Linked DNA regions of Homo sapiens: region 1 is linked to region 2. A link is a loop called in an ENCODE intact Hi-C map of the cell type or tissue named here. Cell type or tissue: PC-9. All regions are shown on one strand. Links, peaks and the distances in the headings refer to the core of each region. The heading gives the core; the rest is flanking DNA. Region 1 overlaps HIVEP3 (HIVEP zinc finger 3). Region 2 overlaps HIVEP3 (HIVEP zinc finger 3).

The links. Peaks named below come from ENCODE experiments on the same cell type or tissue, not always from the same donor. Only the 100,000 strongest peaks of a DNase experiment are listed, where the experiment ranks them.
Region 1: a loop joins it to region 2, with 4 times the contacts of the local background. A loop is called at or near these places in 3 of 110 quality-filtered maps.

Annotation. Positions count from the first base shown.
Region 1 is chr1:41,665,470-41,677,360 of GRCh38, reverse strand. All of the region lies in intron 2 of HIVEP3 (HIVEP zinc finger 3), which reads left to right. Among named protein-coding and RNA genes, the nearest start is that of EDN2, 190 kb to the right of the region's middle. RefSeq lists enhancers at 4,174-4,763, 5,946-6,536. In PC-9, for the core only: no CTCF peak of the experiment used is centred there; DNase peaks (open chromatin) are centred at 4,910, 6,610 and 9,780; H3K27ac peaks cover 3,352 bases.
Region 2 is chr1:41,857,809-41,869,699 of GRCh38, reverse strand. All of the region lies in intron 1 of HIVEP3 (HIVEP zinc finger 3), which reads left to right. Among named protein-coding and RNA genes, the nearest start is that of HIVEP3, 55 kb to the left of the region's middle. In PC-9, for the core only: no CTCF peak of the experiment used is centred there; DNase peaks (open chromatin) are centred at 6,619, 7,219, 7,719, 9,239 and 1 weaker place; H3K4me3 peaks cover 1,581 bases; H3K27ac peaks cover 4,610 bases.

The sequences.
Region 1 (11,891 bases), core at 1,893-9,892, 190 kb after region 2:
TTGTCTTCTGTCACACTATTGTATTTCTCTCTTACGACATAGGCTTGTCATGAGGATTAGACCGGATTATACGTGTGAAGCGTGTTAGAGCAGTGCATGGCTCTCAGTGCATGCTCATTTTCATTCCTCCTGCCTTTTCAGAGATTGTTTAAAAGTGAGAGTTGGGGTGGGAAGAGAGAAACTGAGTTTTGTCTCATTGTCTCATTTTATAGGGATGAGTAGGTGGTGGAGCTCAGGCATGGCTAGATCCAGGAGCTGATATAATGTCATCAGATCACCAGACTCTTATTTTCCCCATTCTTTTCATCTTTACTCCTTTTCGTGTTGATCTCAGTCTCATCTGCTGCTTTTGGGCGTCATCCTCCACACGGCATAACACAGTGACTCTGCAGGGTGGAGAAGGGCCATGGCCCCTGCTGGCTCCCTAGCCTTCACCATCCCAGCTGGTGACTCCAGAATGAAAAGTGGACTTTCCTCCCAGCTGTTGCAGGGTGAAAAATCCTAGGGAGGTGCTGTGATTGGCCCGTCTTGGGCCACATGACTACTCCTGGGTCACTGCGCGATTGTGTTTGGCCAAACAGGTTGCCCCTCCCTGCCCTGGCCAGGATGGTGGCCTCCTGTGAAGGGAAGCCCTGCCTGAATTGAGAGTGGAGTTGGGGGGCAGTTTCCTGAGGAATTCTTGCCAGAAGAAAGGGGAGAGAGGATACTGAACAGAGAAAGAAAAGGAATGGTCGTGCATTACCCTGAGATGGATGAAAGCGCTGAGTCAGTAATAATGTGAGGCAAAATATGTAAATCATTCTATATTGGCTTATCCCTTAAATCTTACAGATAGGGAAACTGAGGCTCGGAAGCATTGTGTGACCCTGCCATGCTCCCACAGTGAATTTCTGAGACATTGGGCTGGAGTCTGACTCCCCTGTTCTTCCACCTTCTCCTGCATGGGGAGGAAACTGTCCCCGCCATCCCCAGCCTCACCCAGGCCTCAGGGAGTGCTGAGAAACACCTAGTTGCCGGGCACGGTGGCTCACGCCTGTAATCCCAGCACTTTCAGAGGCCAAGGCAGATGGATCACGAGGTCAGGAGTTCAAGACCAGCCTGGCCACCATGGTGAAACCCCGTCTCTACTAAAAATACAAAAATTAGTGGGGCATGGTGGCACATTCCTGTAATCCCAGCTACTGGGGAGGTTAAGGCAGGAGAATCAGTTGAGCCTGGGAGGCGGAGGTTGCAGTGAGCCGAGATGGTGCCACTGCACTCCAACCTGAGGGACAGAGCAAGACTCCGTCAAAAAAAAAAAGAAAGAAAAGAAAAGAAACACCTGGTTGGCAGAGCTGGTCGAGGGGAAGCGGGGTGATGTGGCATTAGATGTTGCCCGGCCATTGGCAGTTCCCCAGCTGTCCTGTCCCCGGTCCCCAAGATCCTATGTCACCTCAGCTCCATAACATTATGTGTCTGAGCTGGGCCGTGTGGACACACCCTGGAGCCGCAATCATCAGCAGAGCCTGTGGCCTGGTTCTCCTTCCCATGGGCTCACCCACCACCCCTGCACACTTTCCTCTACACCCATATTGAGGGCTGAGTTTGAATCATATTCTATGCCAGGTGCAGGGAATTCACGATGAGTGGTAAACTCTCCTGGTCTTCCTAGGGCTCAGCAGGCTCTGAGTGGAGACAGCACCTCAGTACTAACCTCACAGGGTGATCAGTTCTCTGATCCCAGGGCTCAGCATTGAGAAACAATCCATGTGGGTCACAGCTACTCTGACAGTTTCTGGAGATTCCATGGTGAGCAAAACATACATGTCACTCTCATCTGACAAGACTGCACACATAAATAAAAGTTACAAATGCTGCTACTTGAGAGGCTCTGGAGAGGAGATGCCTGGTGCTGGGGAATGTGCACAGGGCCTGGTTTAGTTGGGGGCAGGGGAGGGCTTCCCTGAGGAGGTGACATGCAAGGGGAAATGGAAAGGTTGAAGAGGAGTCCGCTGGATGTGGAAGGGATGTACGAGCAGAGTGTCCCAGGCACAGACACAGCATGTACAAAGGCCCTGAGGCAGGGGGCACCGAAAGAAGACCCTACGCCCCAGGTGGATCGAGGGGGAGATGTGGCAGGAGGGGCAGGTGGGGTCACTGAAGCAGGCCTTGGACACCATGTGGAAGAATTTGGCCTTTGTCTTAATAGCAGAAGGAAGCCATTGAGAGGATTTAAGCAGGACAGGCATGGGGCACACAGGGGTACGGATTAAAGCCTGGAGTCAAGGACATTTGGGGTACCTGTGGGGGGACAGGGACACCCATGGGAGGATGGTTCTATAAATGAGAAGCCAGCAGAAGGCCTCTGAGGGGCTTTCTAGGCTGCCTGTGCCAGCATTTTAAGAATTCCATGGCTGTGAAAATGGGGTGCAGAGGATGGGACCTGTGTGGGGGAAAAGGGGAGTCCCTGTTCTGTTCCAATAAGTGTGGACTAAAGATGAGCTGTTTTCTTTACCCGCCCCTCTCAGGGCTTTGTGCATTGCTGTGTACACTGGGGAGCTCCAAGGTGACTGTGGAATAGGCAGTGTTTTCCCAACGTAATTGACCATGGGAAAGGCTGCAGACAAAGGGACTCCTCAGAGGTGCTTGTGTGGAAAGGCGGCTGGATGTGATCTCAGCGTGAGGATTCCATCCTGGTGGCCGGCAGCCGGGTGGGGCTGGGATAACCCTGGACAAAGGACACCTGTGAATAGGCCATTATAGGAAACCCATCGACGGGCAGATCTACTGCAAACTCTACGGAGGGGTCCTGGGTACGGGGCAGGGAGGAAGTTCCAGAGCTGGGAGTCTCTCACCTTCTCTGTCCTCATTCCTCTGCCCTTTCTCCTTTTCCCCTGGTTCCTGCCCTGAGAATCCCACGTCCTTGAAATACTCCAGGTTCCAGTCAGCACCCTGAGAGCTCTGGACAGGCTGTAAGCATGAATGCCACTGAACAGGATGAAGCATCGCCAGAATGAATACATTCGTGGGAAGGCCATCCCTTGTGTCCACAAAACAGTGGCATGGGTGGGGAATGGAAGAAAGAGAAGGGGAGGATGTAGTGGTTCCTTGATGCCTCCTTCCTCTTCACCCATTGATTTGTTTAATGATCATTTAACAAACATCAGGCACTGGACTGGGCATTGGAGACCTGGCGGGGCATGAGACAGACTCAGGGCCAGCTTTCCCGACACGGGGATTATGTCTGGGTGACATTCAATTCTCCTGACAAACCTGCTTCTGGCTTCATCTGACAAGCCCCTCTGGGGAGGTCGGCCCCAGCCAGCTGGGTTTAGGGAAATGCCCCGCCCTGGTGTCAGAGAGGCAGGGGTTAGAAACGCAGCTGTGCATCATCAAAGCTCTCTGTGCCTGTTTCCTTTTCTGCAGAAGAAAGACAACCCCACCTTCTGCACGGGCTGGGGTGGGGGTTCAGGGAGGTCCCACACTCCTGGCACCTAACGTGATGCTTTTAACGAACTGGCTTTTTGTTCTCATCCTCTCTCTTCACCACCAGGACTTGGCCAGGAAATTTCTGATGGTTTGGTTTTTCCCAAACTGAACATTTTATCCCTTCTTCCCTAGCTCAACAGCATGTGCAATTTAGACTCACAACCAAACTTGATTTATTCATACTTAGGGAGTCCTCAAAAATACCCTGCCAGATAAACCTTCAAGCTTGAGAAGCTAACACAATCTTGAAAGAAAAAAAATGCTTAGAGTTCAAGAAATTGGACTCAGGCTCGCGGTTTTGGTTTGTTTCAAGCAGTGAGATACAGTGAGGAGAAGCTCTGGGTGTGTAACCAGGAAATCCAGGTCGTGGTCTGGTGCACTGCCTGTAAGCTAAGCCGAGCAGCCAGCCCTCCTCAGCCTCAGCCTCCCCTCCTATGAAATGGGGGTAATAACCTTTTCCTCCTGTGGCTGCTGGGGAAACTGAGTGAGGTTCAAAAGCAATAATGAACTGAAAATGCTGTCTGCCTCTCCTGAGCTACTCAACATCTTCTCTATAAAGTACTTAAAGGTCCTCCTGGGAAACTTGCATTCTCTCACTGCCTCTTTGCACCTGAGACCACCCATCTGGCCTCTGGGAGACCCCAGTCGTTCCTGACCCAGCTGTTTGGCTCCAACTGTCCTGTGGTTAGAGCAGCTAGCCGGCTGTTCCAGGAAGTCTCTTTCTCAGGCTGGGCCCCTAGGGAGGGAGCTGAGCCCCATTTGGTGGGGGAGAAGACAAGGCCTGGGGAGGGGGCAGGGGGACCGCCAGCCTGGGAGAAGCTGTGCCGTATTTTTCAAATAACTCCATGTCCACAAAGCTAAAAATGTGGCCTGGCTTTACATATTTTATACATGTGTATATTCCCGGTACATTTCCTTCTAATTTTTAAAACCATACGTAACGTCAGGGACATTTAATCCATATGGTTCTGATTCCTTAACACTTAAATCATCCAAATGTTGTTTTGTAGAATCTATTTGCAAATCTCTTTACGTAAGTGTTTAACTCATTCTTTCTCAAGGGAATCCAGGCATGGTCCCTGGCTGAGTCTTCCTCCTCTTTCACTCTCCTCACTCCCCACCTGAACTGGCCAGATGTCTTGACTGCCTCTGGCCTGGGCATCACTGCTCAAGCCCTGCCCTCAAGGCTGGGGGAACCTGGTGGGAGAGGACTGAGAGGCAGACGGCCTCCACTCTACCACTTCCTGGCTGTGTGATCAATCACAAATTAAGCTCATCAAACCCTTTTCTTCACCTGTAAAAAGGGATAAATAATAAACATCTTCCAGGATTGTTGGGGGATAAAGCAAGGTGATGTGTAGAAAGTCCTTAGCTCAGAGAACAGGGCTTGCCGCCCACAAACAGAAAGGTAGGGAGAGGCACGTGGGACTGCAGAGTCATTCTTGAGGAATCTTGAGATAACAGCCCCAGGGCAGAGAAGCTGAGGCCGGAGAAGCAAAAGAACACTGCCCATGGGAACTGGGGATTCAGACAAGGACCAAGCAGTGGCTGCAGCGGTCAGAAGGGTGGGAGGTGATGGGCCTGATGCCAGGAGATGTGTGGGCAGAGCTCAGGTGGGGGTCTGGGAGGGGAGTGAGTATCCACAGTGTACTCTGCACATGGGGCCTGCCCCACATGTGCCAGGGAGGTGGGGAGGGCCCCAAAGGACCTGGCAAACCATGGAGGAAGTCAACAGGGAAAGTGGCTCTCCCAGGTGAGAGGGGCATGGGCTTCCCACCTGGAAGTCTTCCACAGCCATCTGTCAGAGCACACTCATGCGCTAAGGGCCCCCATAGACTCTCCCACCTGCAGATACAACCCCAACTGCTTAGCCTGGAGTTGTGGCCCAACTCAACTGCACCCAGCCCCTGCCCAATCCCCACCAGGGTCTCCCCACTTTCTTCTCCCTCCCTTCAGGCCATTCTCCAACTTTCATATTCTTTTCAGCTGTTTCCCCTGCCTCCATAGCTTTTCCTGGCTTTTCCACTGATAAATACCTACCCACTCTTCAAAATCCAACTCAAAACTCATCTCCTCTGACAAGCTTTCCTGGGAAGATTTGCAAACAACTGGTCCTTCCTTTGTGCTCTCCTAGTCTTAGTCTGACTGGGCCGTACTCACCTGGGATGAATTCTTCGGGGTCTGCGCTGGGAGCTGTGGGTGTGGGGATGGATAAAAGCCACTCCTGTCCAGGAGGTCCCCTGTTCTGCGTGAGGCGGAGCCTCATTTGACCTGTGGCTTTCTGAGAAGGCAGAGTGGGACTCCAAGATGGAAGCTATAGGACTCTGTAGATGTCAGTGTGAGATGGGAGCTCAGCTAGGAGGACACAGGATGGCCAGGGTGGCACAGCTCCTGAGGCCTTCCCCATGGCAGGGCCTATTGGTCAGCTCTGATCTGGACACCACCAGTGCCTGCCCCCGAGAGCAGGATTCGTTTCTCCGGCAATTCCAGAAGGAGCAAATCCCAGACAGAGCTGCATCTCTGGGACGGAAGAGCAGATGCTCAGTCTAAAATTAGGCTGCTAACTGCGACTTCATCTAGGCTTCGGAGCGGATCTGCTTCTTGCATCTGCCAGTGTGTAGCAGAGGAAAGGCGAAGCCCCTGCCTCCCTGTCGAGGCTGGGCAGTGATGGTGATAGCCAGCTGGGGGCCCAGCGTTCTACAGTCTACCTGTGGTGCTTTCCTGGGCTCAACTTCATTAACTCCTCACAAGTCCCCTGAGAGGGAGGCTTAGGAGAGGCAGGGTGGGGAGGGGCCTGTCCCCCACCCGCAGGAGCTGCCTTTGCTTGGGGGTGTCTGGTTGAAGCAGAAAGGGATGATAATCAGGGAAAATTTCTTCCCACCTCTTCTTTGTCTACCGTTCCCACCTCCATTCAGGCATCCTCTGGCTCTCCTATTATCTGCCTGAGCAGGCCCCACACTCCAGGAAGGGTAGAATCTGTTGGAGGCCTCTGTGTGGGCCTTCTTTTATCTCTCTGAAAGCCACAGCTCTCACGGTGGCCTGCCAGGCCCTGTGTAATATGCCCGACGCAGGGCCTTTGCACTGGTTGCCCCTTTGCCTATAAAGGCCTTTCCTAGTAACTGCGTGGCTTAATTCTTCCCCTGCTTCAAGTTGCTGCTCAAATGCCACCTTCTCAATGAGGCTGACTCTAACCACCCTATTTAAACTTGTGACTCATCTCCCACCCCTGCATTCCTGGTTCCCTTACTCTGTTCTGCCTTGTTGCCATAGTCCATACCTCCTGCTAATATGCTCTATAGTTTACTTACTTATTCTGTTTCTTGTTTACTGTCTGTCTCTTTCCCCTAGAACATAAGTTCCATGGGGCAGAGATTTTTGTTCATTTTGTTCACTGATGCACTCTAAGTCCCTAGAACAGGGCCCAGCCAATAGTGGCTGAACATGTGTTACAGAGTGCATGAATTCAGGGGGGATGGAGGCACCTGGGCTCAGGGCAGCATCCTGTTTTTGCTAAACATGGGCCATGGCTGCTCCAGAGAAAGCCAATGCCCTGGAGATAGGGTCCTTCTGCTGGAACTGCTTCTAGGTCCTCTCTGGGCCTCTGTTTGCTCATCTATTAACTGGGGCTGATGGTCCCTGCCCTGCCCCTCACAGAGCCTTGGGATCACACCCATGAGGACATGGGTGTGATTATGCCCCAAACCATAAAGGGCTACCCAAATAAGTGTGAGGTATGCATTCGTTCAGTCAATATCACTGTGCACCTACTGGGTGCCAGGACCCATATTGAGTGCTAGGAGTCCACAGAGGACTGACGGCTTCTGCCCATCTGCAAAGAGGCCCTCCCAGGGAGTGAGGCCTCTGCTAGCTATGAGGAAGAAGGAAATGCTCACTTACTTCAGAGTTGTTGGAGATGTGAGACCCCAAAAAGGAATATGGGGTCCTCCTGGTATCTGAGGGAAGTCCTGATTTAGACATCTATAAGGGTTCTCTAGAGAACCAAAATCAATATGATAGGCATAGAGATAAATGTAGATATAGACATAGGAAGAGACTTATTGTAAATAATTAGCTCATGTGCTTATGGGGGCTGAGAAGTCCTATGATCTGCTGTCAGCAAGCTGGAGATCCAGGAGAGCCCATGTGTATTTCTAGTCTGAGTCTGAAGGCCTGAGGCCCAGGAAAGCCAATGGTATAAGTTCCATTCTGCAAGTGGGTAGGCTTGAGACCCAAGAAGAGCCGATGTTTCATTCTGGTGCAAAGGCAGGAAAAGACCAATGTCCCAGCTCAAGCAGTCAGGCAGGAGGAGTTTCCTCCCACTCAGCCTTTTCATTCTATTCAGGTCTTCAGTAGATTGGATGAAGCTCTCCCATGTTAGGGAGGGTAATCTGCTTTAAGTCTACTGATCCAAATGTTCATCTCACCCAGAAACACCCCCACAGACATACCTGGAACAATGTTTGGCCAAATGTCTGGGCACCCCATGGCCCAGTCGAGATGGCACATGGAATTAACCATCACACCCTCCTCCCACCCCCAGACTGCTATTGATCTTTCACCTTCAAACCAAGACCCACCAAATTCACAGGCCTGCCTTCCCCTCCCCAGGTCTCCCCTCAGCGCTTCCACCCTGCCACCCTCTGGGACATTGCCTCTGCTTATAAGTTCGCCTGACTCAGCCCTTTCTAAATAGGACACAGCCAGGTGCCCAGGACCCTTGCTGGGATTCTAATCCAGTCAGAGTTCAGGGTGGGTTTGAGGAGCAAGTTGCAAGAGATCAGCAGAAAATCCTGGGGAAGACAGCTCTCAGAGGGCTTGTTTTCAGGCCGGAAGGTACATGGCTGACTGGACTAAGAGTCTGGAGTTCCTGAGGGATCATGGAAGCTTCCTCTGCACTCCCAGGCAGAGTAGCAGAGGCTGCCATATTCCACCCCAGCTGCGGGAAGCCTCAGGAGAAAGCCTTCCAGGTGCCCTGTTTATTGAGCACCTAGTAGGTACCAAGCATTGACCCCAGAGCTCTCCTAACCTAGTAGGGGCACCAGACACAAATACTTTACTATAATGTGAGAAATATTTTGATGGTATATACAAAGCTAATTACCAGAACATCACTGAGAAGGGTGCTTTCAATTCTGCTGAGAGTGGAAGTCAGGAAAAAATAAGAAAAACAGGACTTTTGAAGGAGAGCTTATAGGACGAGTTCACTAAATAGGCAAAGAGAATTTACAGGGGAGCTGGAGGGAAGGGTGGATGGGGGATAGGAGGAGGAAGGGCATGCCAGGTAGAAGGAACAGCATGGGGAAAAGTGGAGTATCCAAATTCACATTATGTTTACGGACTAGTGAGCTGTCTGGCCCAGGCCACTCCCTTCCTGGGCATGACTGCAAGTGGGAAGATTGCAAGGCTGAAGGATTGGGGTTCTCACCTCTGGCCTTGAGAGGTCAGAAGGGCTGCAGTGGGAGCAGAGCCTGAGCAGGGATGGGGTGAGGCCACTTCCACAGTCCTTTGCTGTGGATGCAGGCTTTTGAAAGTAGCCTTTGCACCAGGCCTCACCCCTCCCGTATTCATCTCTCTCGCCCATGTCTTCGGCAGCATTCACTGCTTTCATCCACTGTTGTCATAGTTATTTTCTGTAGTGTGCAAGGCCTCTCCGGAACCAGACTGTGAGCTGCCTGAGCACAGGATCCTTCAGGCCTCATTTGTCTTGCCTCGGGATTCCTTCCTGCCCACCCACTGCCCTACCCAGCCCTTCGCCCTGGGCTGGCCACATGGATTATATCAATCAGTTGGATGAAAGTCTCAGGAGAGAAGAAGAATGTAAGGGCATCTCAGAATTCTTCTCTCCCTCTGCTACTCCCAGAACTCTTTTTTGTCATTCCTGTTGCTGTTTACCTTGTGTTCATGTTTATAGGGTCTGATTTAATTCTCATGTCCCCCTTCCCTCACTTCATCAGCTATTGGCAAGGACTAGGTCTTGTTCATCATAGTATCCCCCAAAGAGCTTGAGTTGGGGGGCTTGGGGGGGGCTTCTTTATTGAGTGACTAATACATATTGCTTCTGTTATTGATACTTTAAATGCATTTTCTCTTTTAATTTTATCTGCTCTAATTTATTCCTCTAAATTTTTCCTGGGATGTGTTATTCTCCCAATTTAGCAGCTGTGAAAACTGAGGTATAGGGGAGTTAAGCAGCCAGTAAGTGTCAGGACCAGGACATGCACCCACATCCATCTTAATCCAAGCTGTGGAAGTTGATGCTGTACTTATGCACCTCCCTTGGTGGGCACAAAGCCATGGGCAGAGTAAATATTTGTTGTTATTGATGATCTTGCAAGTCCCTTGGCTTGGGGAAAACCTGTTCTCACAGCTGCCAGGGGAGTGTGGCTTGACTAATCTTCTGATTTCCTGGAACTGAAGGCCCCGCCTTCCCCACCTGGGGCCTGCTGAGCCCTGTGGGAGTCCCCCAAAATGCTGGTGAAAAGCCAGAATGAGGCAGTCTCAGAGCTTAGGCCAGACCCAGGTCTCAGTCTGAAGTATAGGAAAAGAGGATGCTTTTGTCATTTGGGGAAAACTATTCCATGAGCTTGAGGCCAACTGGCCTCCTGTAGTTGCTGGTTACCAGGCAGGATGGTCAGAGCAGCCGTGTGTTAACAGTTCAGCATGCTCTGAATATCTGTGACATTCCTAGAGCTAAGATTTGGTCATGCACAGAGATGCAGAATCTAAGGGGGCAGCAGACACATGAAGAAATGACTCTCATAGTGGGGCACAAGCCAGGACAGTCTGTATCAAGTGCTGGAGGCTCATGGCAAAGGAAACGCCAACACTCCCTGGGGGCCAGGGAAGCCTTCACAAGGGAAGTGGCCTCTGAGCTGGCCTGGAAGGCTGAGTGGGAGCTGGCCAAGCAGATGGGTGAGGGGAAAAGTATAGGGAACTGCATGTGCAAAATGTGCTTGGAAGGCTCAGAAACAGTGAGAGATTCTGTATGGTGGGAGCATAGGGTGGATGGGGATAGTGCAGAGAGAGGGAGGTTTGGACTGGTAAACTGAGGCTCTGTTGTTAAAGGCCCTAATAGACCGGGTGGTTTCGCTGAACAGGGACCCACTTGAAGGTGTCCTAGAGAGTTCTACCTGTGTGGAGAATGGATTGCAGGGGTAAGCTGGGCACGGTGCCAGGGAGAAGGCTGTTGGAACTTGTTGGTGATGGTGGCCTGAATTGAGGCACCAGGCATGGAGAAGGGCTTCTGGCTTCGGGCTTGAGAAGATTGATGCCCACATCCATGAAGATGAGCAGTATGAGAGGAGGAGGATTCTGAGTCACCATATGGGAGGACAGTAATCAATGCTACTGTTTATTGAGCACCTACTATTTTGTACACTGAAGAGTTCTATTGCAGTGTCTTGTCAAAACTTCCCAGCAGCCCTTGGAGATGAGAACGTCAAGATCAGTGACATCAAGTAACATGCCCAAGGTGACACAGTAAATGTGGGGCTGGAGCCTGAACCCAGGTCTATGTGGCTCCAAGGCCCATGCTGTTATCCACAGCATCAAGTTAAGTCAGGAAGCTGGAAACACAGTTCTCAGGCTGGAGAGAAAGGATGGGAACTGAGTCTGGAGGACTGGACCTCAGGAAGGTGATATCCATAAAATGCAAACTCTAGTCTCTGTCCCAGGACAGAAGCTTCATGTGTGCAACAGGTCTATGAAGAGAGCACCTACCATACATGTGCACATGCACACACACACACATACACACACACACACACACACGCACACACACCCCAAACAGGAAAACAACCAAAGCATCTGAGTCCAGGAAAGCACAGCAATGGGGATGGAGGATGGAGAGGGGATGGTTGCTAAGTCAGTGTAAGACCTAAACATAAATAACCCAGAAGGCCCACAGGGCCTGGTTGCTCAGCCCCACCCCACCTTAAAAGTGCTCCCAACACACTGTGCTGGTCCCTAGCTCCTTGGGAGCAACAGTGGGTTCCAAAATTGTGTCTAATTTTGTTGTTATAAGCTGGAAACAAAATTCCATAGAGATAGCTTTCTAGATGGCAGATCAGATGCCAAACCTGCCCTCTGCTCTAATCTCTTTTAGCTTGTAAAGTCTCTACAGTGTGATGCTGGCTTTACAGCAGATCCAGACTGTGTGTGTGTGTGTGTGTGTGTGTGTGTGTGTATAACATTTCCGTGGAAACAAGCATTCAGCATTCTAGCCCGGGACACCTGGATCACAGTTTTCTTGAATTGTAGCTCCAGAAGTAGAATGAATCTTATCTTTCCATCTTGTATGCCCCTACTCCACCCCTCTCCAACCTTGTCAAACAGCAGTGTAACATTTAGCAATGGGATATCTGTTTACCTGTCAGTCTCCATCCATGAACACAGGCTTGTGTATTACATGTTCCCAACACAGA
Region 2 (11,891 bases), core at 2,557-10,556:
GTCACCTGCAAGAGTTTCTGTGTGTCCCTTTGTTTCTCATTTTGTTTTTTTCAAAAATTTACTTTATAGGATTATAGAACACATGTGCTCCTTAAAGAAAAACACTGTGCAGGGAGATAACAGTCATCAAACATGGAAACCTTTGAGTTGAATGTGAGTTTCGTACTTTGGTGTCTCACGTATGGCTTCATCAGTCTTTGCTGTGTCCTTGGCATCTGATCTCAGATGTAGCTGCGTCAGGCTCTGTCATCTCCTCACTGGGCACTGACTGGTCTGGGGCCTCCATGGCATGTGCTCTTCTCACACTGAGTGGGGTTTCCGTTTGTCTCTTGGGGAAAGGAAGGCAGTCACCTTTAGTTTGCATCTCTTAAGGGCAGTTGATATCCAGGGCAGGTGAATTCTCTTAGCTTTTTTGATCCCTTGCTTGTGACACACAGATTTCTCCGTGTGAGGGGGTGACCTCCTTAAGAGCGTTGTCTTTATTAATGAGCATTGTCTTTAGTAATGAGCATTAGCCTAGAATGGAACTGTCCCAAAATCCTCAACAAGCAGGTCGATGGGAGAGCCATCACCTGTTTTATTCTACTGACATAAGTAGCCTATAGGGTGTAGACATGAACAGGAAGGAGGCTGGATGCTAGGGAAAAAATACATCCACAGAAACCATTGCTTTGAACCCCACCTTTGCTGGGAACAAGCCTTCTGATCTCAGGCAAATCATTTCACATTCTGAACTGTTGCTTCCTCACTTACAAAAGGGGAGAAATTCCTATTTATTGAGCAATTAATGTGCACAGTCATTATGCTTTAGGTGTCTGTTTTGTTTTAATTGTTCACTTAAGCCTTACAACAGTCTTACGAAATAAGTGTTAGTATCCCCAATTAACAGATGGTAAAGCTAAGGCCTAGTGTACTTGGTACCATGTCCAGAATCAGACCACCTATAGATGGCAGTGTCAGGATTTGAAACCCAGACCTCTGCTGAGCAAGCCCATGCTTTCTCTTTCCTTGCTGTGCTCATGGGAGGGTGGTTGTGGTGAGTGCGGGAGAGCCACGCACAGGTGTGCTCTAAACCATAAAGCAATCGTTTGTTGTTTTCCCCTGAGATAATTGACTAGTTCAGTTGGAATATGAGTTTGTTGTTATTGCTTTAGGGTTGAATATAAACAAAAAATTGGAGACTAGTGTCTCCAGGGGTGTATCTGTTTTCAGTGTCTTATCGGTTCATCTGGCTACTAAGGCGGGGGAGGAGGGGACTTAAGAGCAAGAGACTTATTTGCATAAAAGTATCCAAGTGCAAATTGATACACAGTGTCATGACAGTGCCACCATCTCTCACCCATCAGCAGGGCATCCTGTCCCCATGCATTCTCCAAATATTTGTATATTTGTAGAGCACCTACCCAAGGCTGACACTGGGCCCTGGAGTGTAACACTGAAGTCAGACTCTATTTGACAGAGCTTATATTTGAGTGAGAAAAACAAGACCAAAAAAAAAAAAACCCCCACAAACTATTATATAACTACTGATGGTGTTCATGGCTAAGAGGAAAAGCAGGGTAGGAAGGAGGCCAGTGTGGCTGGAGTTAGTATCAGCTAGGGGAAAGAGGAGGCACTGAGGCCAGCCAGGTGGCCATGCGGGCCAGTTGGGGCTCAGCAGGTCAGTGATAGGACCTGGATGACCATGGTGGGTGGCTTTCACTGCTCAGAGACATTGGCTTTTATTTTGAGTGAGATGGAAAGCCTCTGGGAGCTTTTGGAAGGGGAGGGGGGAGGGCAGAGATCGAAGCAGGGAGTCCAGATGGGAGGCTGTGGCTGTGTTCTAGGTGATAGCATTGGAGGGGTGGGAAGTGATTGGATCCAGGCTCTGCCTTCAGATAGAACTGACAGGATTTACCTTGGTCTCCCTGCCCTGAACCTACACAGGAGGCGTGGGAGGAAGAACCCAAGTTAGGCCATTTACCAGATGGCACCTCGTAGTGGAGAGATGGTGGACAAGGTCGCATGAGTATGGGCAGGTGAGACCTTGAGGTGAGGCCAGCAGGGCCTTGTGCTTCCAAGGTTAAGCACGAGGGAGACAGAATCACTCATGATCCATGCAGCATATTTTCTCATTGAAATGCCTGCAGCAAGAAGGCCATCCTGCGGCCTAGTACAGGTGCCACGTGCAGCTGGAATGAGTCTGGAGGAGTCAGGCTAGAGAGGGAAGGTGGGGAGGGGCTGCTTGGTGAGGCCTCAGCATCTTCCTCTAGGAGGGGGTCTGCAAACTGCAGCCTGCTTGTGAGCCAAATTTGCCTGCCGCCTGTTTTTATATGGCACCTCAAACTAAGGATGATTCTTACATTTCTAAAGAGTTGTAAAATAAAAACATCAAAGAAGATGGTCCATAACCCTTTCTGGCCCTTTATAGAAAAAGCTTGCCAATGCCTGCTGTAGGCACATGATGGCCAGGACAAGGAAGCCCCATCCACCTCATTTCATGCCACTCCTGGAGAGTCTCGGAGGCTGGCCCTGAGCTAGAAATGCCCACTGCAGAACAGCTCTCTACCTGGAGTTCCTGCTGGAGTGTCCCCTCTCTAAGAGGGAGAGTGCCCAATAGCCACTGGAAGCTTGAGTGATGATTGGAAAGACTGGCCCTGGCTCTCCATCATGGTGGTGGTGAGGATGCAGAGGAATGACAGAATCATATATTTTGCAAGCTTTAAAGATGTCTGTTTTGCCTGTTATGCCTGAAATACTCAGAAGTCCCTCTTTCTGTCATAGGTATCCTGACGTTGAGTGTCCTTAAGACACAGTCAAGGTTTAAGTCAGGACATGGGCATTGAGCTGGGACATTAGCATCTTGTCCAGATTTTTCAGTGATCTGTAAATGACCTTTAGCATGCCAGGAGCTCCCTGTGCTCTGCAGCTGCTGACTGTACCGGGGTGATTTGCTTGAGGAAAAGACTAGGCTCATGCTCCTTTGAGTGCCTGATGGTCGGATGTGTTCCTTGGGGAAAATACCCAAGGTCAGAAACTGAGCCAAGAGAAGGCTGATTTGGAGAAGAGGAGGAGGTAGCTGGGGAAGAGAAAGGAACGGAACTGGGAAAGGACAGAGGTTACCTTTTTAAACCAACCTGACCTTCTGCTCCTGGCAAGCAGGCTTGGTCCTGGGTCCAGATCCAGTGAGTCCCACAGGGAGCAGCCAGGTCCACTGTGAATCCTTGGCAAGCAGCCTGCCCTAGAAAGTGGAGTGCACTGCATAGAGGCCCAGGAGTCAGTACAGGCAGTGGCCTGGCCTGGGGCCGACCCTGAGCTGCAGGTCACCCTAACCTGTTTGCCTTCCCTCTCTGGCTAGAGAGAAGAGAATCTTTGGCTCTTGAAGGTTGCTAATGCAGCAGCTGCAGTGGTTTCCACCATGCATCCCCTGTCCCTGAAGCTGGGGTGGAGGACCAGCCTCTGAGGAGTGGTGGCCTGGGGAAAGGGGCTAGAGCCTGACCCCTCCCTGCAGATGTGTCCATCCCCATCTCTCAGTCCCAAGGCAGCTGCACCCCCCACTTTGACCACTGCTGGTGTAAAGGGTGCTGAAGATTCCTGAGAGTCCACTGTGGATCTGCCTGGTGTGAGGAAGCTGGCCTCGGCTGGATAGTTATCCGTCTCTCTGTTTTGTTAATGGACAGTAGGGCCCAGTTGCCAGCTGCCATCACAGCAGCGGGGAGAGAAGGCACAGAAGGCCTCAGATTTCGATGCTCCCTTCTACCATAAAAGCCTTGTTAGTTTATTTGTCAAGTCTTTGGGACCTATTTATGAGCTCAAAGCTCCGTGTTATGTGGTTTTTTTTCCTTTTTGCCAAATCCCAAAGCTACGTGTAATGGACAGATAGTGTTAACCTTGGTATTAGCTCATAGTTAAAGCTGTTGCACTTTGTCCTCCTTCTTGCTATTGCTGTAAATTTTAACTTTTAAGACTTTTAAAAAATAACAGCAAATATAAGTTCCTATAAACTCTTGAGTCTACACCTACCTAGGAATTCACAAGCTGTATTCCAATCTAGAGTTCCCTGGTCATTTCTTACTTTGCTTCAAAATAATTCTCATCTCTGCAGAGCTCATCCAGTTTCCCCACATTATTTCCAGTGGAGGACCCAGCACTCAGAGACGCCCTTCTTTAAAGGTAACCAGAGGAAACAGCGATAATGCCAGGACCCAAGAGTGTGTCTGTGTCTTCCATCAGCCTGCAGTGTGGGATGTGACAGCTCCCCAGAGCATATTCTGAGGGGAGGGGCTAGATGACAGGGGTGGCTGTACTTCTGTGAGACCTCAGGATTCATGGATTCAGCCCCAGCTGCCCCTGCTATCACCGCCAGAGGTGGCAAATGGCATTTGACAGGTGGGCTGCACAGTGGGTCCAGCTCATTGGTGATGCCCCTTGGTAGGACCAGATCTCCTGTCTGTCCCATCTGATCCTTATTGCTCCTAATCTTTGTTTAGCCCCAGCTGCTGTTGTGGCTGTGACTATTATAAAAGATGGCGTGAACGATGATATGAGGAAGGGCTTTAATTTTGCTGGCTACCAAGGAGAGAGTGAATAAAAAAAATAGATCCAAGTGTCTACATTGAGAAGATGTTTGAGTTAACCACCTAATGGGGTCAAGTCCAATGATGGGATGGTTTGTGTACTTTATGACAAGCTCCTTCACCCTTGCTGTTTAACTGTCCCAGCCTCAAAAACTGGCAGGAAGCACAGTGCTCTCATTAATCTCTGCAAGACCTCCCTGGGAAACCAGATTAAGGAGCTCTGTGAAGAGAATCTGCTTATCAACATACTGATGAATGGGCTGGGTCAAGGGTGAGAGTCAGAGGCAGCCAGCGCTGAAGCGTAACCCCCTTGGATTAGAGTGGGTCGTTCTGTCTTTATGCCTATGTTAGCTGCTAAAGCAATTTGCAATCTGGACCTGATGCTCCTTTGATAGTCTTTCTTATCCAGAGTGTTTCCATGGGCCTGCTACCATTCAGCTGTGTCACTGGTTAGCTGCTGGCAAGACATCTGTGAATTCCTTTCCATCCTGACAGAAGCAGTTTATCCATTCTGCATATCCAGAGGTTCTCCTCATGACTCAGAGCCCCTCTGAGAAGAGAAACAGGTGAGCCAGGTGGTCTACTTACACATGTTCCAGTGCCCGGTTAGGGTAGTTCCAGCTCCTCTGTCTGAAAGTTGCCCATGACAAACTATTTATGGAGTAAGTAGGAGCATCTCTATGTGAAAGAACCAGCCTGAAGATGGCCACAGCTGCCTCCTTGATCTGTTCTTTCCGGGGCTTTAGAAATGGTGAGAAGTCACACTAGTTTTCTGCATCTTCATTTTCTTATCCATAAGACATAGGATGGGGAGATGATTGTCTGGCTCTGACCTCCTCTAAGTTTCTGTAACCCTCCAGCTCTCTGCTTGCTACGCACACCCAAATGTGAATGGTTTCTTCCCTCTCCTTTCCCTTCCTGTGAACCCGACCAGGGTGCTATAAACCCAAAGGAAATTTGGAAGGAAGGGAAGAAAAGGCCTGTCCCAATCCTGAGCCCTTGGGGAATCTCCAGTGGAAGAATTTAGAGAGTCTGTAGGGGAGAGCGGATGGGAAGGAGGGGAAAATGCAGAGCCAGGAGGGGCTGCCACTTCCTTTTGGTGCAGAGGATGGAATCTTCACCTCTCTCCACGTCTGATTCCAGGATGGATGATTTAGGGGGAATTTTCTGCAGATGGCTAATCCCATTCAGAAATTCTTCTTAGCTTCTATCAATAGTTGCGGCCCTTCTTAATCTGGATGTATTTGCTCATTTCCTGCAATAATCAGCTCTCACAATCGTAAATTTTAGAGCCAGGGAGAAACTTAGAGGCCAGCTTCTTAGCTTCAGCTTGACAGATGGAGAATCCTGGACTACAAAAATTTAAATGACTTGTCCAAGGTCACACAACCAACTAATTGAGAGAGGTAGAATTACTAGGATCTAATTTACATACAGTGAAATGTACAGATCTTATGTGTGCCGTTAGATCAATTTTGACGAACTCATGCACATGTGCTGCCCGCACCTCCGCTGGAGAACCAGAATTAGAATCATGCTCTTGGCTACAAATGCAAAAGTACAGAAAGCATAATGCCCACTGGGATTTCAGCTTCCATTTGGGAAGACCTTCCTTTCTCTGAAGGTCTGGTCCCCACTCCCTGAACTGGCACATGGTATCACCTCCCCTTTCCTTTCTTCTTTTGTCCCATTCCAAGAACCTATATTATTTTTGAGCCGGAGTTCAGATGTCTTCCTAGTTTAGTCAGGGTTGTCTAGGAAACTAGAAATAACTGCAGATTCCAGGCTCTACAGATCAGGTGATCCTTGGCTCCTCTCTTCAGAGCCATGTTAATTCCTGCCATCCTTTTCCAGCGTTCTCTGCTTTTTCCTGCCCTCACATTACTGGGATCACCCCCACCTTACGCAGTTTACTTTCAGCTCCCCAGCAGAAGCAGATCTGACCCTGCAGCTTAACTTCCCAGGAGGCAGTTGCTGGTAGCAGTCGATGCTGGGTGACATGTGCACAGATGACTCTGCGTCTGGGAACGTATGTGACAGTGGAGGAGGAACGCCTGTGAAATTCAACTTCTGTTTGACTCATCCTTGCCTTCCAGGAACTGGAGGAGGTGTGCATTTGAGACTGTTCAAGTCCATTTCACCTTAAGCATTGCTCTTGTGTGTGTGTGCATTCATTGTTTCCTTCCCTCCCGCTGCCATTCAGAATAACTGCAGCTGTGAGCCACTGCACTTGGGGTTACCATCTGAAAGGGAACCTGCTTATCTTCCGTCTATATCTGCCAAGTGAGAAAACTTGTCTCTACGTCAGTAAAGCTGGGCAGTGATGATATCCCTTGTTTTCAGGGATCTTTATCTGATTCCCTTGCCTGACTCCTAAAACCTAAGTCTCTGACCTGCCCTCCAATTCTCTTTTCACAACAAGCTGCCTGTCTTTGTCAAGATCTGTGGTCCACAGTCCTGTTGAATCTGTAGTTCATTTCTTAGACTCCCAGTGTGTCTAAAGAAATAGGAGGCAGGAGGCAAGCTTGGAGGGAATGGGAAATGTTGACAGCCATGCAGAAATGGATGGGGAGAGATGCATGCCAGGATGTTTGCAGTGGCTTGGGGGTGGAGGCAGAGGAGGTGCTGGGTGGCAAAGAGGAGGGAAAGAGAGGGGAGAGGGGAGGAGAAAAGAAAACAATGACTCAGTTCTTACACACTGAAGCATATGCATAAGTGTGAAAATAACTAAGCCCTACAGTATTTCAGCAGAAGGAAGGATTAGAGTTCTGGATTTCTGAGGATTTCTATCTTGTTCTCATGACTGCTCTTAGCTTATGGTCAGATAAATGTTAGGGGAGCATCAACGGAAGGAGCAAGAGAGGTGGAGAGGAGTGCAGAGCCCACACTTGTTGCTTATTTGTTTGGACAGACAGCCATTTCATTGGTGGATAAAACTTCACTTAACTTGTTAACTCCCCTTTGAAATGAGGAAGCATTGTCCGTAGCCTCGTGCTTCCAGTCAGTGCCACCTTTGGGTGGTCTGGCCTTTTTAAGTTCTTGTAAAGCTGCTCGAACCTGTGTCTTTATGTCTGACGATGCCACCTCCACCTCACATCCCCCAAGTTTTAAAATTCAGAACTGCCCCTGACTCATCCTTCATCCGCCCCCCGGCCAAATTTGTTTCCAAGCCCTTTAGATATTTGCTTTGTGGTATCTTCCAGATCTATTTCTTTCTCTCCCGTTGCCAACACCGTGGCCAGCCTGGTCTACACTGTAAAAGCTTTCTAATGTTCTCATCACCTCTCGTCTAGTCTGCATCCCCACAAAAAGCTAAAGTCTTGAAGTTTTTATTTAATTATGTTAATCTGCTGTTCACAAGTCTCCAACTGCTCCCTGCAGCTTATTGGAGAAAGCCCAAGCTTCTCTGTGTGGGATTCAGACCTCTCTGAAATCTGGCCTCCTTCCTTCCTATCAACGCTCTCATCTCTGCCTCCCTTGCACAAATCCTCCTCCCAGGGCTGGAAATGCAGGCAGCATGTGCAGGATGCAGAGCCTGTCTCATGCGGCGCTCACAGTCTCCCCACATCCCCAGAGGCCAGCTCACTTCTTAGCCACCTGCCTAAAATTTCCCCACCCTTCAAGGTAAACTCAATCCATTTTCCCATAAAGGCTGACCTGCATCCTCCTGAAAATGCCAGCTGCCCTCTTGGGCCTCTAGCAGAACACACTCCTGGATTCTTTGTGCCTTGATTTACCGTATTGCCAGCTACCATTGTGAATCTCATCTCCTTGGTTAAATCATAAGCCCTTAGAGTAGAGCAACTAGGTTTTTCTTTTTTCATTTCTTTTTTATAACCCTAGTGCTTGGCCTGGTGCAGTGTGCTCACAGGCCTCCATGAATTATTTTGGAGGAATTAAAGTGGACTTATCGGGCAAGCTACAAAGTGACTTTGTGTATTCAGCTATAACATGGTCCCCAGATGGAGCATGGTGTAGGAGTTTTATTTGGAGTCATTAGCCATTCTGCCCATACTGACGGACACAGGCAGTGCTATAGGCTGTGAATGGCACACAGCTTTTAACCACCACCCACCTCCAGTGCCCTGGCTCGAGTGTGCTGAGGGGCTGGCAGCAAGGCCTCTCCTCCCTCGTAGTTCGGGATTTTAATCACGTTGCCAAGAACCTAGTCCTGGCTTTGCCTCAATCTGATTCCACCTCCCTCCTGGAAGATGTTCTTCTTTTTGCTTTATTTTGGCTGCCAGTTTCGCTGCTCTGCTGCTTTCAGGTTTGTGTGCTTAAGGTGTGCCCACAGGAAAATTAGCCAGAATTCTAATTCCACGTGTGACTTCTTCGTTAGTGGAGTAATTTAAGAGATGTGAGTGTTCTGTTTCCAGCTGGCATTATACCTGTGGGGGCCAGACCCAGCAGGAAACTCCAACAATGGCAATGGTGGAGATATTAGGGGGAAATATCCCCTTAGTGAAAATGTAGAAGGTCCTCTGAAAACACTGCAAAATTTTTGCAAAAGGAGGGCGTCAGATACATTCAGATCCCTTTCCAATCCAAGAATAGTTTATTCTCTAAGAGCTATCTGGCTCCAGGTGTCTGCTTACTACAAACACAATGGAATTCTCCAAGTCCTAGCAGGGTTTTGACCAGCTCAGGAGAAAATTGCTATGTAAATACCTGTAGGGGAGTGGGGTTAGGAGGGTGTTTATGTCAAATTCTTGTACCAAAGCCAAATGCAAAGCAGGGAAAAAAGTTATAGCTTGAGATAAACAGACCACTGGCCCCACCTTAGGAGTCTTTGTGCTATGCTGACCTTGATTATGAACATGTTTGTTGTGGTAGGATTTGATCTATGACCACGAAGGTTTTCCATCTTGTCAAGGGGGAGATTTAAGGAATTCCCCCACTGTGGCATGCTGTAGCTACTAGAGGCATAACCATGTCGATTTGACTCTTCTCTCCGATATAACTGGGGTGTCTTTATGCAGAAGCTTATGAGAGATGTTTAGGCATCAAATCCACCTTGGGAAATCCTGGTGGAGGTCTTCAGAATCCAGTTGTTGATCCGCAAGCCATCTTTTCTTTGAGGTTTGCCTGCTACCTTTGCTGGTCTGGACAAGAGTGAAATGATCCCAGTGTAATAAAGGACTTCAGAGCTCATCCAGTTCTGCTGTCCACAAGGCACAGAGATGCCCAGTTCCCTGATGGGCAACCACCTGGCCCTGCTCAACCCTTCCCAGCGGTAGGGAGTTCACTTTGAGGCCACCTACTCTGCTGCATCTAATTATGAAAACGGGCTTCCTTTTTAAACATGAACAGGCAATTCGCAAGAGGAACAAGGCAAATGAAAAACTGTTAGTCATCCCTGGTAATTAAAGAAAGGCAAATTAGAACAATGAAAGGTTGTTCTTTCCCCTAACAAATTGGCAAAGATTGTCTAAAGGTTAGCAGTCAGCGTAGATGAAGGTTTGAGGAGATGGGCTCACACCTATTTCTTAAAGACTATTTGGCAATATGTGTTAAAAAGCCTTAAAAATCCCAAATGTCCTTTGGCTTGGTAACTTCAGAGAGATGCTCTAGGTGGCCAGTGGTGGAGGTAGGATGTGAATCCAGGCAATCTGTCTCCAGAGCCCACATCCCTACCCTTACATTCTCCTGCCTCTTGTAACAGACATGTGGAGTGGAAAATAGGTACTAAGCGGTATGTAGAATATGACCCCATTTTTGTTTAAAATATTGAAGACATGACATTACTTTTATAATTAGAAAAAATTGTTTACGAAAATCTATTTTTTAATATTTAGCCAAATTCTGATTTTCCTTAGCCATTACCCATTTTTAAAACCCATTCATTTACCAAATTTTCATTGAGTTCTTTCTATAGGCTGGGCATGGTGCCAGCTACTCTGGTTCGGCAGGGTAGAAAACTGGCCAGGCCCAGCTTCCATGCCACAGGGGAGACTAATGATAAATAAGTAAACAGACCCTAGGGGCAGTCATTTGTTGATGCCAACTGTGTGCTGGGCATTCTTCTAACTGATGTTGATGTTTCATAGATTTACTCTTTCAATCCTTTACATAATTCCTTTAATAACCCTGGGCAGCATATAGCATTAATACCCAAGGCCACCCAGCCAGTAAGCAGTGGGGTCAGGACTCTCCAGCCTGAGCTGCCAACCTCTCCAGCTTCTCCAGCCTCTCTTCTTACTGATGTATTATAATCCAGCCACAATGGCCTTCTTTCCTGCCTCGGAAGCTTTGCACTTGACATTCTGTCTGCCCAGGCACCCCCTCTCCCACTAGACCCCCTCCTCATGCAGGTCACAGAGGCCTTTGCTGAGCTGCTGGTCTGGTCCATCGTGACTTCCCTCTTACCCCTGTAGACATTCTCCATCACTTAACATCACATCATCTTGTTTTACTTTCTTGTGGCTGTTTTCTCTCTCTGACATTATCTGACACTGTTTCACCCGCTGGATTGTAAGCTCTATGGAAAACATGATCCTTGTCCATGTGGTTCACCCACTATCCCCAGCACCTAGCATAGTACCCAGCATAGGGTAGGTGTTACTGGAGACAGTGGGAAATGAATAAATGAGGGATGATGAGCACATATCCTAGGAGAGTGGTCTCCAAAGTGGGATGTCGGTGTTGGAGACCATGGAAGGTGAGATGGTCCATTGTGGGGCAGGAAGAAATTATGATTGAGAAGTAGATAGACACATAGGAAGATGACCCACACACATCTCATCCTTTTTCCCATTTTTGTGAATGACAGGGCATGAATATAATTTATAAATAAACAAATGTGCACATAGGCAGGTACACTCAAATGTTTATTGTTAGGGCATATGACCAAAAAGCTTTGGGGATCACCGGCCTAGAAGGAGAGTCAGACAAGGAAACAGTCCATTCCAATATGGTGGAAAAGGTGTCCCAACAGAGCAGAGTGCTGTGGTAGCATCTGCAGGGCCACCTAACCTTCCGTGGAGCATTGATTACTGGGTAAAACTTATGTTTTCCATTATTTTGTAAATGTTAGGAATGATCATTTTTAAAACTATTCAAAAATACATAAGCTCTCATTTTTAGACCATTAAAGCAACCTGAATGACCATAGCCTTTATGGTCATTGTCGTAATAAATGGTGAGAGAGAGAGAGAGAGAGATTGATTGATTGATTGAGATTTCACAGTTAACTAGTTGGAGAGGCTAACTCCAAAGAGTTATATGGCTGTTAAGGAACTGTGGTGAAATATCCAGGTTGTCCTTGCTTTCTGAGCTGCAAAAGTAATCTGAAAGTTAGAAAAATAAACATACATTGAAACTCCAGTCTTCTAGCTT